2 separate regions of the Mus musculus genome follow, and region 1 is linked to region 2. A link is a loop called in an ENCODE intact Hi-C map of the cell type or tissue named here. Cell type or tissue: heart. All regions are shown on one strand.

The links. Peaks named below come from ENCODE experiments on the same cell type or tissue, not always from the same donor. Only the 100,000 strongest peaks of a DNase experiment are listed, where the experiment ranks them.
Region 1: a loop joins it to region 2, with 7 times the contacts of the local background. A loop is called at or near these places in 13 of 42 quality-filtered maps.

Annotation. Positions count from the first base shown.
Region 1 is chr2:107,876,231-107,884,230 of GRCm38, reverse strand. No RefSeq gene overlaps it. Among named protein-coding and RNA genes, the nearest start is that of Gm23439, 6.4 kb to the left of the region's middle. In heart, a CTCF peak has its summit at 4,392 (motif pointing right); no DNase peak of the experiment used is centred here.
Region 2 is chr2:106,969,891-106,977,890 of GRCm38, reverse strand. It overlaps Arl14ep (ADP-ribosylation factor-like 14 effector protein), which reads left to right and starts at 3,494. Exons shown (of 5, transcript NM_001025102.2): 1 at 3,494-3,619. In heart, no CTCF peak of the experiment used is centred here; a DNase peak (open chromatin) is centred at 3,460; H3K4me3 peaks cover 1,690 bases; H3K27ac peaks cover 1,481 bases.

The sequences.
Region 1 (8,000 bases), 910 kb before region 2:
GGGGATTAGGGTGCATAATATGAAATTCACAAAGAACCTGTAAAAGGGAAGAAACAGCACATATTTTATATTTTGTTAAGTTGATTTTACTTTAGTTTATTTGCTTTTGAAATTTGGTACAGCCCTACCAACCTGCCTTCATAATAAAAACCTGAGTTCCTTCCCGATGCAAGGTCAGTGTTGCAACTTCCTGCTCCCCCTTATGTTTGTTAGCTATTCCAGGTCCTTTGTCGTCCCATAATAAACACATTTCTATTTCTATAAAAATGGCTATGAGTTTGCTTGAGATAGTATTGGAGCTACATATAAACTGACAATACTGAACCTTTCAACTCATGAATCATTTTTAGTTTTTAAAATTGCTTTCAAGGATGCTTAAGAATTCTATAGGCATTATGTGATTTCTGTACATTTATACCTAACTATTCCAGTTTTGTTGCTATAATAATTGGTGATTTCTTTCATTTATATATGTGTATTGTTAGTACGTAGAAATTCAATTCGTCTTTACAAAACAGTTCATCTTGTGCCCTCCATCCTTGTTTAACTCATTTGTTAGTTTTAATGATTTTATTGTAGGGTACATCTAATTTTCCACATAGACAATCATACAAATAAAGCTTTTGCATAACAAGAGTCTTTTTATATTTTTTATATTGCAGGAAAATTTTACAATTCAATGTTGAGTAGAATTCACCAAAGGAGGTCTGTCTATTATTCCTATCTAAAAGAGGAAAAAAATTCAGTCTCTCAACATAAGGTTCATAAGTCTTTTGTGAGTGGCCTTTATTAAGCCAAAGAAGTTATTTTCTATGCTACTGTGAGAAGAATTTCACAAAAGATAGATATTGGATTTGTTGAATACTTTTATGACAGTTGAGTCTAATAAGATTTTCCCCCAATATTTTCTAATATAGTAAATTGCATTGATTAACTTTGATAGCTACAGTAACCTTGTACTTCTTATACAAAGACCAATTGGCCATGATGACTACTTTAACAATAAAATTGATTTTCTTCAATAGAGCAGTTATAATAGTATACCTTTTTTTTTAAACTGAGCTTCAATTGTTAGAGCCTTTTAAAGAATTTACTATGTAATCTTTGTCAAGCGCATTGGCATGGAATTATTGCCATTTCTTTGTATTATTTCAATAACATTTCAAATGAAGATTACACACTAATGGAAATTGCAAAACTAGAGACCTCATTTTTCCTACAATCAAATTCTACAAGAACATCTTCTACAGTAGTAGTACAAACTACTATTTCAATAGCCTTGGAGGCTATTTTAGATGTACCTCGTGGTTACCTTTGAGCCCCAGCAATACTTTCAGAGCTCCTGTCTCTAGCTGCATATGTAGCAGAGGATGGCCTAGTCAGCCGTCAATGGGAGGAGAGGCCCTTGGTCTTGTGAAGATCATATGCCCCTGTACAGGGGTATGCCAGGGCCAGGAATCAGGAGTGGGTAGGTTGGGGAGCAGGACAGGGGGATGGTTATAGGGGACTTTCGGAGAGGAAACTAGAAAAGGGGATAGCATTTGAAATGTAAATAAGGAATATCTAATTAAAAAAAGAAAAAAAAACATAAAAATAAAATTTTAAAAATTAATTCAGATGGGCCAATCATGAGTCCCAGAGTCTACTGCCTTGGTCTAAGCAAATCTGAATTTCCGGAAGAGAGGCTAAGGAAAGGAAAGGACTAAATAAACACTCAAGGAGATAGAATGTTATCCTACCCAACCCCCTCCTCTGGTACAGACACTTACAGAGCTTTCTTCCTGTAATACAACTTGTCCTTTTCCTTTTCCTCATTTTCTGTCTTATTTTCTTTCAAACATTGCTCAATTCTAAAGCATGATTTTCTTGACACTCTGGGCTTTCTCAAGCATGGTCTGATGCTCTTCTCTCCACTGTTTGTCCCCATGTGACTGATTGTCTAACTTGTGATTGGTTGATAACCTCCATTGCTGAACTTCTAATCTATCTCAAATAATATGTTTTTCTCTCCTCTTCTCTGCCTCTTCTCCATCTTCCTTCTCCTGGCAACTACCAATATTGCACCTTGTCTGTCCTATTGTTTTTCTTTCAAACTCCACAAAGAGCTGTTCTTGAACTTCTTCCACATCCACTTCTAGATTTTTTTATATATCAATGAGACTAAGAGTATGAAAGAGAACAACAATTTGCCTTCTATCAGTGGAAACTGTGAAACACCACAAAGAAGATGCTCAGCAGACACAGCAGATGACCAGACTCTGGACCTTAGGTAAGAATTTGGGCTTGAATCACATTCTTCATTGGTGTTTCCTGAGTGCTAAAGCAATTTCAGATTAGGTTTGTAATAAGGTGTGTGGCCGACAGAGTGGTGTGGTATAGTTAGACTCTCAGGGTTCTGACCAAACTAGAGCACACTTGCATTGCCTCAGACTATTAAGTCCATGAGAAATTGAGTTTCTGATTCAGTGTGGGGGTGACCTTGTTTTCTTTATGTCACTATGATAGATACCATAATCAAAAGTGACTAGGAAAGAAAGAGGATTAGTTTAATTCTCATGAAGGGAATTGAGGGTGAAGGCTGAAGGCAGGAACCAAGAAATAGAAACTGAAGCTGGTTACTGGCTCACTACTGATGCTCCAACTTCTGCTTCACTCACCACATTTACTTATCCTCCTCTTAGCCAAGCTTGAATTACAGTTTCATGGCATGCTCAAGCACTGTATATATTTCAACCTTCTTGATCCTCTCTGTATATTCATTCCATTCTGCTATTATAATCACAGTCTTCACCAAAAGCAACTTTATCTCTTCAAATTTCCATCAGTATAACTAAAGTTAGCAGGAGAAATATATATAAACACCAAAGCTAAAATCAGTGCCATAAACCTCTATTGATGGCTAATCAGTCAGACCTTCAATTTCCGTAGTTTCACATAGGGAAGTGTCACTCTGAAGCCAGAAGTTCGAGGGACTTCTTTGTAATTCACAGAAAAGCAAACCTAGACAGAAAAGGAGAAAGCCATTGACTTGACTTTAGCAACTAAGTGCACCAGATAAGGCCCTTGTTTTTCGACTCTCTAAGAGTCAAACAAGGCCATGACCTTCTTCTTCTACTTCAACATCATTGGCTTTCAGAACTATGCCTTATGAGAGCTGTGGTATCCTTGGCATCTTTTTAATATTTTAAGAAATTTTCAATACATTTTAAAATCTGGTCTTGAACTCACTATTCAGCTTGGGACCCCTGAACCTGTCTACTAATTGGGACCACATGCCCGCACCACAAGCCTTCATTTCCAGACCCAATCTCTATGGTGTCTTTACTTAGCTACTATTTTCCTGCACCTAAAACCCAGGACCCAAACAACTATGGGTGGCTTCTATTCTCCAGAGACTGTTGACAATATTTAAACTGGACAATCTTGCATCTGCTTCTTTGCTTTGTCTGTTATTTCCAATGAAATCCAGAATAAAGAACCAAGATCATATTTTCTTCTACCTGTGCCTGCCGCCTGACTCCCTACCCTGCTTTCCCATGAGGCCTGCTCTATGTTAGGGCACACCCCTCCTCAATAGATTTGTAAACGTATTGTGCCATCCTTCCAATGCCACGTGGTTCTTAAATCTGTTGTTTTTGTCAGACTTGGATATTATTCATACTCTGATACATTTTAAGAGTTGCAAACATCCCTAACTATAACCATATATAGTAGGATTTCTATAGCAAAAACTGCATGCAGCAGTGTAGGCACACATTCAAGATTACATGATTATTAAACAGCAGCTATAAATCAAATCACAGGTGCATTGCCTGCAAAAAAAAAAAAAAAGTGTTCTTAGCTCATAATCTCCACACCCTCTAGGATTTTCTCAAGCACAACTCCCTCAACTCCCAAGAGGCATGTTCAATAAGATATTGCCTGGATTTTATCCATTTTTCAATATTTTCTCATAATACTAACAAAATCCATTCCCCCTTTGGGTTCAAGAGTTGATAAATGTTATGAAAAACATTAAAGGAGTATTACAAAATAGCCTACATATATTTCTAAGTGTTGGTTTTAAGAGAAGAAAATTTAGGACCTTAGATGATGGCTCAGTTGTGTGCACACGGACACACACACACACACACACACACACAAAGCACACACACAATGGAATAAATAAAGCATAATTTGAAAAAAAAAACGCAATTGATATCTGTGTAGAAATTGCTAAAGAAGAAAACCATTCTAGAGTAGCCATCGACCTGAGTCACTGTTTTACTGCAAATTTCATGTTGTCCAGGGGAAATGAGGAAGGGATAGGGGCTCACTGCTCTCTGGTATTCTGAAGACACTTATCTACATTGTGAACTTAGTTTCTCTTTCTAAGTTTGAATAATGCCACTAGGTGGCAGTAGAATAAAATGGTATCTGTTATTGCAGTTTTCACTGAATTCTTTTTTATAAGAATGAATATCTTAGTGGCAAAGGGGAGGTAGGTAGAATGGGGAAAAGAACTCTGATAGAGAAGATCAGGGACAACATTCAGGAAGTAAATAAATAAAATAATTAATTAATAAGACAATGAATATAATTTTGGGGAATATTTCTATATTATCACCACACAAACCAAACCAACCAACTAAACAAACAAACAAACAAGCAAAACCCCACCAACACTCTATGTAAAGTTCACAATAATGGAATAAGCTAAATCTCACATCAGCATATGGCTATCCTAGCAAAATAAAAAGTGAAAGTAAATTGTATTAGCATTTCTTCCCATTAAATACTTAATCAAAATATGTAAACTTTTTATTATTTAGTCATGAAATGTATTGATTTTGTGAATACTGGATACAAAAATTTAACTTACATCTCTCTATGTCCACTTGGATAACTAATAAACACCTTAGACTTAAACCCACAAAAACAGAACTCAATTTCCTTTCCCAAACCTTATGACTCAAAAGGTCTTGGCATCTTTAGAATAAACAATATTTTTCTTATTCCTACAAATATACAGGAAACACTATCCATTTCTATTACATCCTCTCGATGTACCCATCCTCTAGAAGAACTTTGACTACACCTCTAAAATACATTGAGAAAAATTTCATTTATTTTCATATTTCCTGCTCTCATTACTGTCCAACCTATTAATGGTTTTGCCTGGCAAATTTCTTCAGTTATAGTCTTTCTTTCTCCATTTGCCCCTCTATTATCAATATCCTATATGTTAACCAGACTTATAATTTGGGATATGATTCATGCAATATAATTTATTTGTTTAAAATCCTCCCACTGGGCAGTGGTGGCACACGCCTTTAATCCCAGCATTTGGGAGGCAGAGGCAGGTGAATTTCTGAGTTTGAGGCCAGCCTGGTCTACAGAGTGAGTTCCAGGACAGCCATGGCTATCCAGAGAAACCTTGTCTCGAAAACAAACAAACAAACAAACAAACAAAAAATAAATAAAATCCTCGCCAAAAAACACATTATGACTCAAGGAATTCAAAATCATTAACTGCTATTCCAATCTATTCATGACCCAGAGGTTACCGGCTTTTCTAATAAATCATACCTTCTTCTCTTCCTCTACTTCAGCAGAACAAAAGACCTCTTGCTCTTCACATCAATATGCCAATCATTACTTCTTTGGACTAATCTCCACCTCTGTCCAAAATGCTCCATTTCTGAGTATAACTGACCCTTTTTACGCTTTCGGTATCAGTTCATCAAATCCCCAATCCTTCAGAGAGTCTGCCGCTCAATGGCTGCTATCATGTTGATATTGTGTTTCAGTTTTACCACTCCAGCACACCTTGTTCATTTATGTATTTACATGCTATTGTCTTTCCTCACTAGACTATGCCAAGTGGTCCAAGAGTATGTCAGCTATGTATTATAGAAGCTATATATCAATTAAAGCACAGATAAGATTGTGCCTTCCTTTAATCATTGAAAGGGTTCACAACAGCTCTCCGAAAAACAAAATATGGCTAATGATATCTGGTATTTTTTTATTTCATTAATCAAGAACAATACATGATCTCCACACATAGGGACTGGCACAGGCTACTCACTACACTAATTTGAAGGGCAGTAGGGACCACCTGTAGAGTGTTAAAACAAAGAATGGCCTCATGTTGATATATTCTAAATACTTATCTGGCAAATGTACGGAATATGGATTGTTGGGGTCACAGTCTAACCACGTGACTTAGGAAGTCTCCTCACAGAGATTTTGTTAATGATCCCTTCTCAAGGACAACAAACAATATTTGAGTCCTTAGACTGTTGAACCAGGTATCATAAAATTTATATTATATTGATTCTTTAAATATGTGTGTGACTAAGGTCTCAGTAATATTTTCTGCAATGCCATAGATAATAGGGCAAGAGATCATGAAGGCTAGTGTCAAAGGTTTCAGATGCCACAGTTATTCTGGGACAGGTTTTCATGCTTAGCCTTGTGCACCTAGAGGCTGTCTCCTGAAGTAACTAGTAGCCTTAAAACTTGTATTAGATTTTTGTAACTATTTTAACAAGTTCTAGAAATCAGAAATCTGGATTCAGTTTCAAACAATTGTAGGTGTTGTAAAAGCTGATTACCTCCAAATTCATGGAGTCATATGCATTTGTTTCATTATTTTCAGTTTTTAGCAGCCATTTATATTTTTGGTTGGGACTCTACAGAGGATCCATCAATCTACCACTTCCAGTTTCACAGCTGACTCACATTCTTTAAACCCAAATCATGCAGTTTCTTCCTTAAGAGGAACCTGTGTTTTGTACTGGGCCCAAATAGATAATCCAGGGAAATTTCTTTAAGGCACAATTTTTAAACTACTCTTCAAATTTATGTTAGCCATATAAGGAAATTTCAAAGTTATAGGTATGAAAAGGTAGATAGATGGTTAGAAAGATAGAACTTATTCACATAATAGAGAGTCCGTAGATGTTTAATATTACTCAGTTATCAGTTAACTGATACTGACAGCATAGCTGATAATATGAATCAACAGTAAATGTGTTTGGAAAGTATTAAACAGGGACCTTCAAAGTATAATCCCTGATCCATAACCTGTCTGCCTTTTATCTGCTTCAAATTGGGCTTCCCATTTAAGAACTCTTCAGATATTGTCTGAAGAATATTTATCTTAAAAAGTAAAAATGCTTTTTACAAAATTCAAAAAACCCTTGCTCAGTACAAATATGACTTAAATGACTTAACTTCCAAGATAATTGATGCTGGACTTTATCAGACCAGCTTTTAGATGCAAGACATAGAAAATGGATATTGATATCAGCAAGCAATAAAATACCTTATAAAGTGCCCACCAGCTTCTATAAATGAATTTGCAATTCACTTAGGAAGGAAGCTACAATGGAGGAAGGGCTGCAAAGGATGCCTTTATGCCTACTTGACCATGACCTCTCATTTACAAAGGCGTAGCAAAAGTGGGCTTGTGTCCCAATGTCTCCCACTACTCTACTGTGCTACCTGACAATAGAACTTTCTTTGCCATGTTCAGCTCATCACATTTTCAGAGATACAGCAATGATCCGAGTCCACAGGATGTCTGTGCAAGGGTTATGGTAAGCAAAGGGCATGGACAATCAAGGTCAAATTGTCTTTTATGGCACATAGGTAACGGTCACCATGACTCAGAGTTTCAATTCATTTCTTTTCTGAAGGGAGATGAAAATATATGGCACCATCAAGAGAAATGGTAATTTCACTATGAAGCAGCATTCTCTAAATTGTTTTTGACAGGCTGTGAGATCGTTTTGTAAGGAGAGAAAGGAGGCAGAAGTCTGTTGAAAACATTGTTGAGAAATGTTTTATTCTATGTTCCCCTTTCAGGAAATTAAAGCAGAATAACTTATCAAAGACTGAGAAATCCTGTAGTAAGTAGCCTCCTTAATTTTTCTCTACCAACTCTCCAAAGGCCCCCATGAACACCCTTATCTGTACTATTCATATCCTTACTGAAGGTTACTCTGTGGCAC
Region 2 (8,000 bases):
TACCTGGGAATATAGGGAGCTGGTCAGTTCTGCCTGCAGCAGCTATTTCAGCAGAGAGCCTTGTTCTCAGTTCTGCCTGCAGCAGCTATTTCAGCAGAGAGCCTTGTTCTTGGTTCTCTCCTTCCAGGGATTGTGGGAACTCTGTGTGCTTGGTTCTCAGCGATCTCCTTCGCTGGGTTGTGGGAACTCTGCCTTTGTAGTCTCCCTGATACCTCACCTCCTGCTCCTTCTCAGATAGCTCTTCTAATGTCTCCATTTATTGTTCTCAAACTTCATTATGCTTCAAAACCACCCAAGGGCGTTTGCAGAACATTATATTCCTGGGCTTTATCTGTAGAATCTGATTTAGGATAACAAATGAGGGCCCAGGATTCCAGACTCATTTGCAGTACTGTTTCTCATTTTACACCATGCATTCACTGGCTAACTTTTTTTCGCCCTTACCTACCTCATCCCTAAGGATGCAGCAGTAATTACAGACTAGCATTTCCCAACCTGCATCTTCCAGCTTAGAATCCTCTATCCTGACTCTCTTCACCTGCTATCTCTATCACAAGCACAGCTCCTGTAACACCGGAAGCCTTCGCTCCACTCATTCATTCTGGTTCACTCTTCCATCTGTGCTACAGCTCCACAAGCCAAAACCATCTTCCCCTTCCCATTATCTCTATCTAATCAGCCAGGAGATCCCAGTTCTGCTTCTTGATCAGCTCTTATCCTCAGTGAGCCTTCCTCATTCCTTTAGGTTAGGGTTTCAAATGCTTGAAATATTGAGTCAGTTAGCAATTGCAGGGACCATCCTATATATTATAGGATGCTTAGGAGTCTCTCAACCTTACTCTCCCAAGGACCAGTTAGCATCTCCTAAAGGACAGAACCCAATACCTCATGATGCTTAGGTTGGGGAACCAGGAGGAAGAGAAGCTTTCTTACCCTAAACCCCGTTAGCCCCATAGAGACATAGCCTTATTTGAGGCACTGGCATCAGCATAAGAGATTCTGGGTCCTGGCCCCTCCTTCATTCCACACTCCTTTTTTTAAAAAGTTTTACAGTTTTCATCAGGATAAAACACAGTAGCTAATGCAGCATGAAAAGGACACCATTTGTCTTCTACTTGCCTCCCCAAGCCTTCCACTCCAATGATGCTGAGTGCCTTTGCAGCTTAATTAAGGATGGATGAAATTCATAAGAAGTGGTAACTGTAGCCAGTAAGTATGCGAGTAGCTTAGGAGATAAATGCAAAGCTTGTGGGATGTTTTAAATTTAGGATATGAGTAAGCGTGCACTTTGTGAAACATAGGCAGAATTGTGTTAAATATATGTAGTAAGTTAGTAAACTATAAGGCATGCCAAAGTTAAAATAAATAGAAAATATGGTGGAACAGAGGGTCACTTGCAGTCAAAATCAGACGAGAAAAACTGTTATCATGATATATCTAAAGTGACAATTTTGTCAGCCCTAATTCAGTCACATTTTTGGAGACATCTAAAATAACCTCATACGTTGCCTACCCAGTACTAGGTATGAGTTGCTGTTCTTCAAGTTGTTGGCTGGGGTGGGGGGTGGGGGTGTCTTATAGACTTCCAAATGACACAGCTGTTTGGAATCCAGGGTGGAGTGAAACCATTGAATTAGACCACTCCACACAAAGAAGGGCTTACTGGTGACCAAGCTATCAAGACTACTGGGGAATAAGGGGAGCAACTGAAGGGCATCTTTGAGCTGATGTAGGCCGCTCACATTGGCTGAGAACTAGATACCTTGCCCAAGGTAGTTGTCATTCAGGGCAGGGTAAAGGAGGCTCCTGAAAGATTAAGGGAGGTTCCTGCCTTTAGGCTTCTAAGTACCTAGCCAGGGTCCTTCTGTTTAGGACACTGTCACCAGCACCACTATTTCAAGGGGCCACTTTGGACCTAACAGAGAGGACCCCACGAAATCCCACTCTTCTGAGGAGCTTTTGATGTTTGATGCCTATTGGTGAAGAGAGTCAATTTTCTTCAGGGATGCATTTCCTGATTTTCTTTCATGGATAGCCTCACATAGCAAATACTGACAGCAATGAATGGACTCTGGGTTTTTAAAAAACAAGCAAACGAAAACAAAACCCAATATACCTGCCTTTACGTGAGAGAAGGTAGAAGGGAGTGGAATCTCTGCCTAGCTGTAGGCATGCCCTAGTCTCTTCCCTTAAGGTCTAATCCAATGGGGCAGGTCAGGGTCTGGCTGGGAGACATCTACTAGGAAGGTAGGTTCAGCTTAAGAGCAAGTTTTCCCTTCCCAGACTCCTTCCAATGCCCCATTCAGTCCTAAGAGCAGAGCCTTGGTTAGGTTTGGCTGACCTCAATGGGTCTGACCTGCTTTCTGAGGCACGACAAAAAAACTGTGTAACTATTTATTGTTCCATCTTTTTCCTTCAGGTGCTGGCCAGAGCTCTCTAACTTAGCATTAGACTTCCTCCTCTTTGCGGAAGTTCCACCTCTCACCCCAAGGCTGTCTGCCACTGAGGCCGGTCATATTTATACTCTACATCTTCCTCTTTGGGACAACTTAAAGATTAACAAATTGCCTGCTCTTGGGTTTTCTTTTTAAAATTCTAATAAGTTGTCCTTGAGTTGTTCTGTTTTAGTTTATTCTTTTATTAATAAAACTAAGATCCCCAGGAAGGAACCCAAATTCCTAGGTTATCATATGTTGACTCTGCAGGGACACCCAAAAATTTCAGGTAATGCTGTCCTCCTTTTTAATCCTTGAGCTGACAAAGAGAACCGAACCCAGTCCTGCACTTCTAGATGACATCACTGGAGGTGGAGTTGATCCAAACACACCATATGTGTCAAATTCTCAAAACCAAGAAAACGTTATATTCATAGCCGCGTGGACTACCTATAGAGTTCTAGGGTCCAGCCTCAACTACCTGGCTGCAACCTTGTCCCAAAATTAAAACAAAAACTCACGCACCTCAAAACAACAATGATTACACCTCTTCTCTCCACCCCCAAAATGTAAAGGTTAATTTCCTGTGGTGTACCTTTTACTCAAAGATCTAGACTTTTTTTTTTTTTTTACAATATATAATAGAGAGAGCGTTTTAGAATATGTTTAGTTGGAATGGATCAAAAAATAAAATGTGAGACTTTAAATAAAAGGTCCATTCCTTGAGTTGCATTTAACTCTCCTCCAGGATTAGGGCTATCTAGGTGCGTTTGTTTGGTGTCCTGCACAGAACAGATTTGCAAACGAAGTAAAGGAAACCTGTGTTTGCTAAGGGCCTCCAAGAGCCTCCCAATTCCCCAACCTCAGGAGAGGATACAAGTTCCCCAAGGCGGGCGAGCAACTGAAGCAACTCTTGCGTTGGATTGAGTCATCCCCCCTTGTCCCCCGCACCCAGCCCTTCCTCCTCCGGAGGCCTCCGGGCTGGCTTCCGCTCTAGGCTCCTCCTGGTTCCTCTCCATGGTACAAGCGGTCTCTCTAGCCGCCCTCGCCGTCCTCTCGGTTTCTGCGCGGGGCCGGCGGTGGTGTGGAAAGCCGAGCTTGGCCTGTGCAGAGACGGTGCTTCCGGAGCCCAGCGGAGACCCGTGGCAGCTCAGGTGGACCGGGCCGGGTCGGGCCGTAGGGCTGTGAGTGGACTCTACCGATGGCACTTGAATGTGGGAGGCCGCGGTGAACCGGGAGGAGTGTTGGGAGGGGAGGCTTGTACGGCGGAAGGGGCTTGTAGCAGCCTGGCACCCGGCTCTACCCTGCACACAGTAGGTCCGCCACTGCATCAGATTGCAGGGTTTTATTTGAACCAGGGCCTCGCCACTGCTGAGCTTCATCCTCAGCTTCTTTGTGAGGACTCACTCGTGCCAAATGTCCTAAACTACCCTCCAACTCATCAAGCCCCTCCTGAGTAGCTCAGATTACAGAAACGAGTAACCAGGCCTGGGGCTTTTAAGTTTTGTTGTTTTGTTTTGTTTTTTGAGACAGTTTCTCTGTGTAGTCTTGGCTGACTTGGAATTCTCTATGTGGACGAGGCTAACCTAGAACTCACAGAGATCCGCCTGCCTCTGCCTCCCAAGTCTAACTTTAAAAACATTTTGTTTTATTACTTTATTTTGTATGGATGGATGTCTTGCCAGTATGTATGTGCCAGCAGTGCGTGGCTGGAGCCCCGACAGATCAGAACAGGGCGTCGGATTACCTTGAAACTGGAGTTACAGGATAGTCTGAGCCACCGGCGTGGGTGCTGGGAATTAACTTGGGTCTTCTGGAACCATCTCTCCAGACCGTCTTTAAAATTCACAATCTTCGCAGTTCTAACCGTGTGATATTTAGTTACGCACTTTGGTGGGTTGAGGGTTTCATTTGTTTCGTTTTGTTTTAAATTTTTTTCTACCCTAGTGCTGTTGATTATGTCTGATGAGTTGAGGCATTGGCAGAGAGTAGGGGCATTAATGAGTGAATCCCACGCGGGGTTGTGGTGGGGATCATTGCAGAGAAGTGGGATCCGATCACATCGATTTCAAGGAGAGTCTGCCATTTGGGACTCTAGGAATTTCTGACCTTGTGTTTATTCAAAAAATTTCTAAAGAGTAAAGTGTCAGAATTTGCTAATTAGAGAAGCCTTGGCTGTTGAGGGAATCCGGTAGTGCCTTGCCTTTGGAGCTTTGCATATAATGCACTAACAAGTAGCAGAGTATGGTGTTGCTGTAAAGCAGAAAGACTGGAAGTTTACTCTTTTACATAGGTTGATGGAAACCTCCGAGGTGAAGGAGGAATTAGTGATGCTTGAAGAATTGATACGAACAAGTGGGGTATACAGATGACTGGATCCCATGGTGGCTGGAGAATATGTGACCCCCGAGCCACCATACTCTGAGGAGGTTTTGCTGACTTGACCTGTGATTGGCCAAACTTGGTGGGCCTAGAGACAATGTAACTTAAAATTGGATTAAGAAATATTTTGTAGCCCGGCATGGTGGCGTAATCCCAGCACTCGGGAGGCAGTGGCAGGTGGAGTTCAAGGCCAGCCTGGTCTACAAAGTGAGTTCCAGGACAGCCAGGGCTATACAAGAGAAACCCTGTCTCAGGAAAAAAAAAAAAGAAGAAGAAGAAGAAGAAGAAGAAGAAGAACAACCTGGAGTAGGTCATTTAGTTAAATCCTTGTCAGAGTTATTTTTTGCTGTTTGGAAAACAAAATAGATGCATAGACAATGCCACACATCTATGAAGGGCCTGCAGACCCACTGATCCATTCAGGCATTAAAGTATAGTGCTTTTGGTGTTAATATTTGTCATTAAGAACGTCTAACTGGCCAACAAGCCCCAGGGACCCTCCTGCCTCCGTTTTACCAACACTGGGATTACATTTGGGCACCAGAGCACTTGGCTTGTTTGCTTTTGCAGGTTCAATGCCTGGGTCCCTACACTTGTGTGGCAATGGCAAGCAATGTACTGACTGAGCCATCCTGTCTGTTGCCAACAGTCTTGTCTAGGAAAGAAACTCCATCCCTCCCGTAGGAAATTTAAACTGAGCAGTTCCTGTAAGTTGTTCTTCAGGAAATCTATTTTAACTCAAATAAGAAGAGCTAGAACCAAAGAAGGCTTTGCTTCCTAAAAGGCTCTGAAAATGGAGGTGCCAAATTTAGCAGATAAAAAGAAAGATACCGGGGCTGGTGAGATGGCTCAGTGGGTAAGAGCACCCGACTGCTCTTCCGAAGGTCAGGAGTTCAAATCCCAGCAACCACATGGTGGCTCACAACCATCCGTAACGAGATCTGATTCCCTCTTCTGGAGTGTCTGAAGACAGCTACAGTGTACTTACATATAATAAATAAATAAATCTTTAAAAAAAAAAAAAAAAAAAAAAAAGAAAGATACCTGACTGTGCACTTAGATATGAATTTCAGACAGATGGGATTAACCTTTTAGCAATATGTAGGACATAACTGATAAAAGCACAAATATGCAGATTTAGCTAATAATTCTGTATCTGGCAACAACTGTTGAAAATTCTCCTTTAACCATGACTCCAAAGAGATCCTTACTTTAAAAAACAAAAAAAACAAAAAAAATGCAGTGACTGGGACTGAAGAGATGGGCCAGCAGTTACAAGCGCTGGCTGCTTTTCCCAAAGACCTGGGTTGAACCCAGCACCTACATAGCAGCTAACAACTGGAACTCCGGTTCCATGGCATCTGATGCTCCACTTTCTAGCCCTGCAGCCATGTAGGACACAGACATTCGTGTATGTAAAGCAACTATACACGATTTGCTTTTTCGGTTGGTTGGTTCGTTTCAAATGCAGTGATTAGATGGACAGTTTAATTTTCTACAATTGACCCATCAAAAATTATAGTACTTTAAGGACTTGGATTTCTAAACATAAACTTCCTGAGTTCTAAGATGACCTTTCCCCCTCTTTTGAGACAGTTTCTAGCCCAGGCTGGCCTCCAGGGAGGGAGCTGAGGAAGACCTTGAGTTTCTTTTTTTTTTCTTTTTTTCTTTTTTTTTTTTTTTTTTTTTTTTGATTTTTCGAGACAGGGTATCTCTTTATAGCCCTGGCTGTCCTGGCTGTCCTGGAACTCACTCTGTAGACCAGCCTGGCCTCGAACTCAGAAATCCGCCTGCCTCTGCCTCCCGAGTGCTGGGATTAAAGGCGTGCGCCACGCCCCCACGCCCGGCCCGACCTTGAGTTTCTAATCAGCCAGCCTCCCAGATGCTGAGACAGTAGGAGTATTCCATCATTTGTTTCTACGGTGCTGGGACTTGAACCCAGGACTTTGTGTCTGATACAGGGAGTTCAGGGCAGAGTAGTCTCAGTTTCCTGCTGCAGGCCACGTGCACGCTGAATTGTGAATTTTCTTTCTCCTGTACTGAGGATCATTTCCACCTTGTTTTCTCCTTCACTACCCTATTAGATTCTTTCCTTGGGTTCCAAGTTTTGGGGTCCCTATAAGAAATGGCAACCAGCACCTCCATCTCTTTTTTTCTTTCTTCTTTCTCTCTTTGATCCAGATTGCCCACCGAGTTGAGTCTTATATAATACATAGCAGGGGCCATGCAGCTGCCTTCAGGGCCATGCAGCTGCAGTCATGCATTTCTGGCAGTCTCAGCCTACATACACTGGAGTCTCAAGGACTACAGTGTATCCTCTGCTTGTTAACGGATTTTGCAGGCCCTCATAGTACTCACACAGCAGGCCCCACAGTTCCTTGCACAAACTTTCCCTGTTTACCAGAGGTTAAACAAACATCTGTTTACCACAACTAGGCCACCAGCCACAAAGCTAAATAACGATCCCACCAGTGTAACCACTGGTGAGCTAGGGAGTTTGTTTGGCTTATGGTATTGAACTTTGGGATTATTTACAGGAATATGGGTAATGCCCTCATGAATGGCAGCCTCCTAGAGGTTACATCCTTGAGTCCTTCCTGCAGTTATCCTGCCAGTTCACTTCCTGTGAAGTGATTACAGTTCCTTTGCCATTCTAATCTCAATGTATCAGTTAGTTGCTATGGTTACCAGGCCAAGATGACAGTGGGATGATTCCCTATGTCTGGAGGTAGAAGATGGTTGTGGTATGGCAACCTCATAAAGGTTTGCTTAGGCTTTTTATGTGTGATTGTTCATCTGTGTTGTGTTTGTTGATCCAGAAGAAATTTTTCTTTTTTCATGTTAGCCAGTAATCCTTTTCACTTTGGTGTGTAATGCCATCTATTTACCACAGTAACACAGGACCTCGTCATACACCAAACCCCAGTCTGTTTGTCTGCACTACAGCAGTACCATAGTGTCTTTACTTAGCTTTCTAGTAAATCAGCCCTTCTTTACTCTCACCATTTTTGGACTTGTACTCTATCTGCAGTCAGCTTCCACACTCAAGCAGGATGGCAGAGGGGGCTTTCCATTTGTGTTTTGAGTGAAATAGTACTGAATTTGTAGAATTCCATAAAGGTCTTTTGTATTTTTTTAACATTTGTATATTATGTAAAGCATACAGTGTGTTAGTTTCCAGCA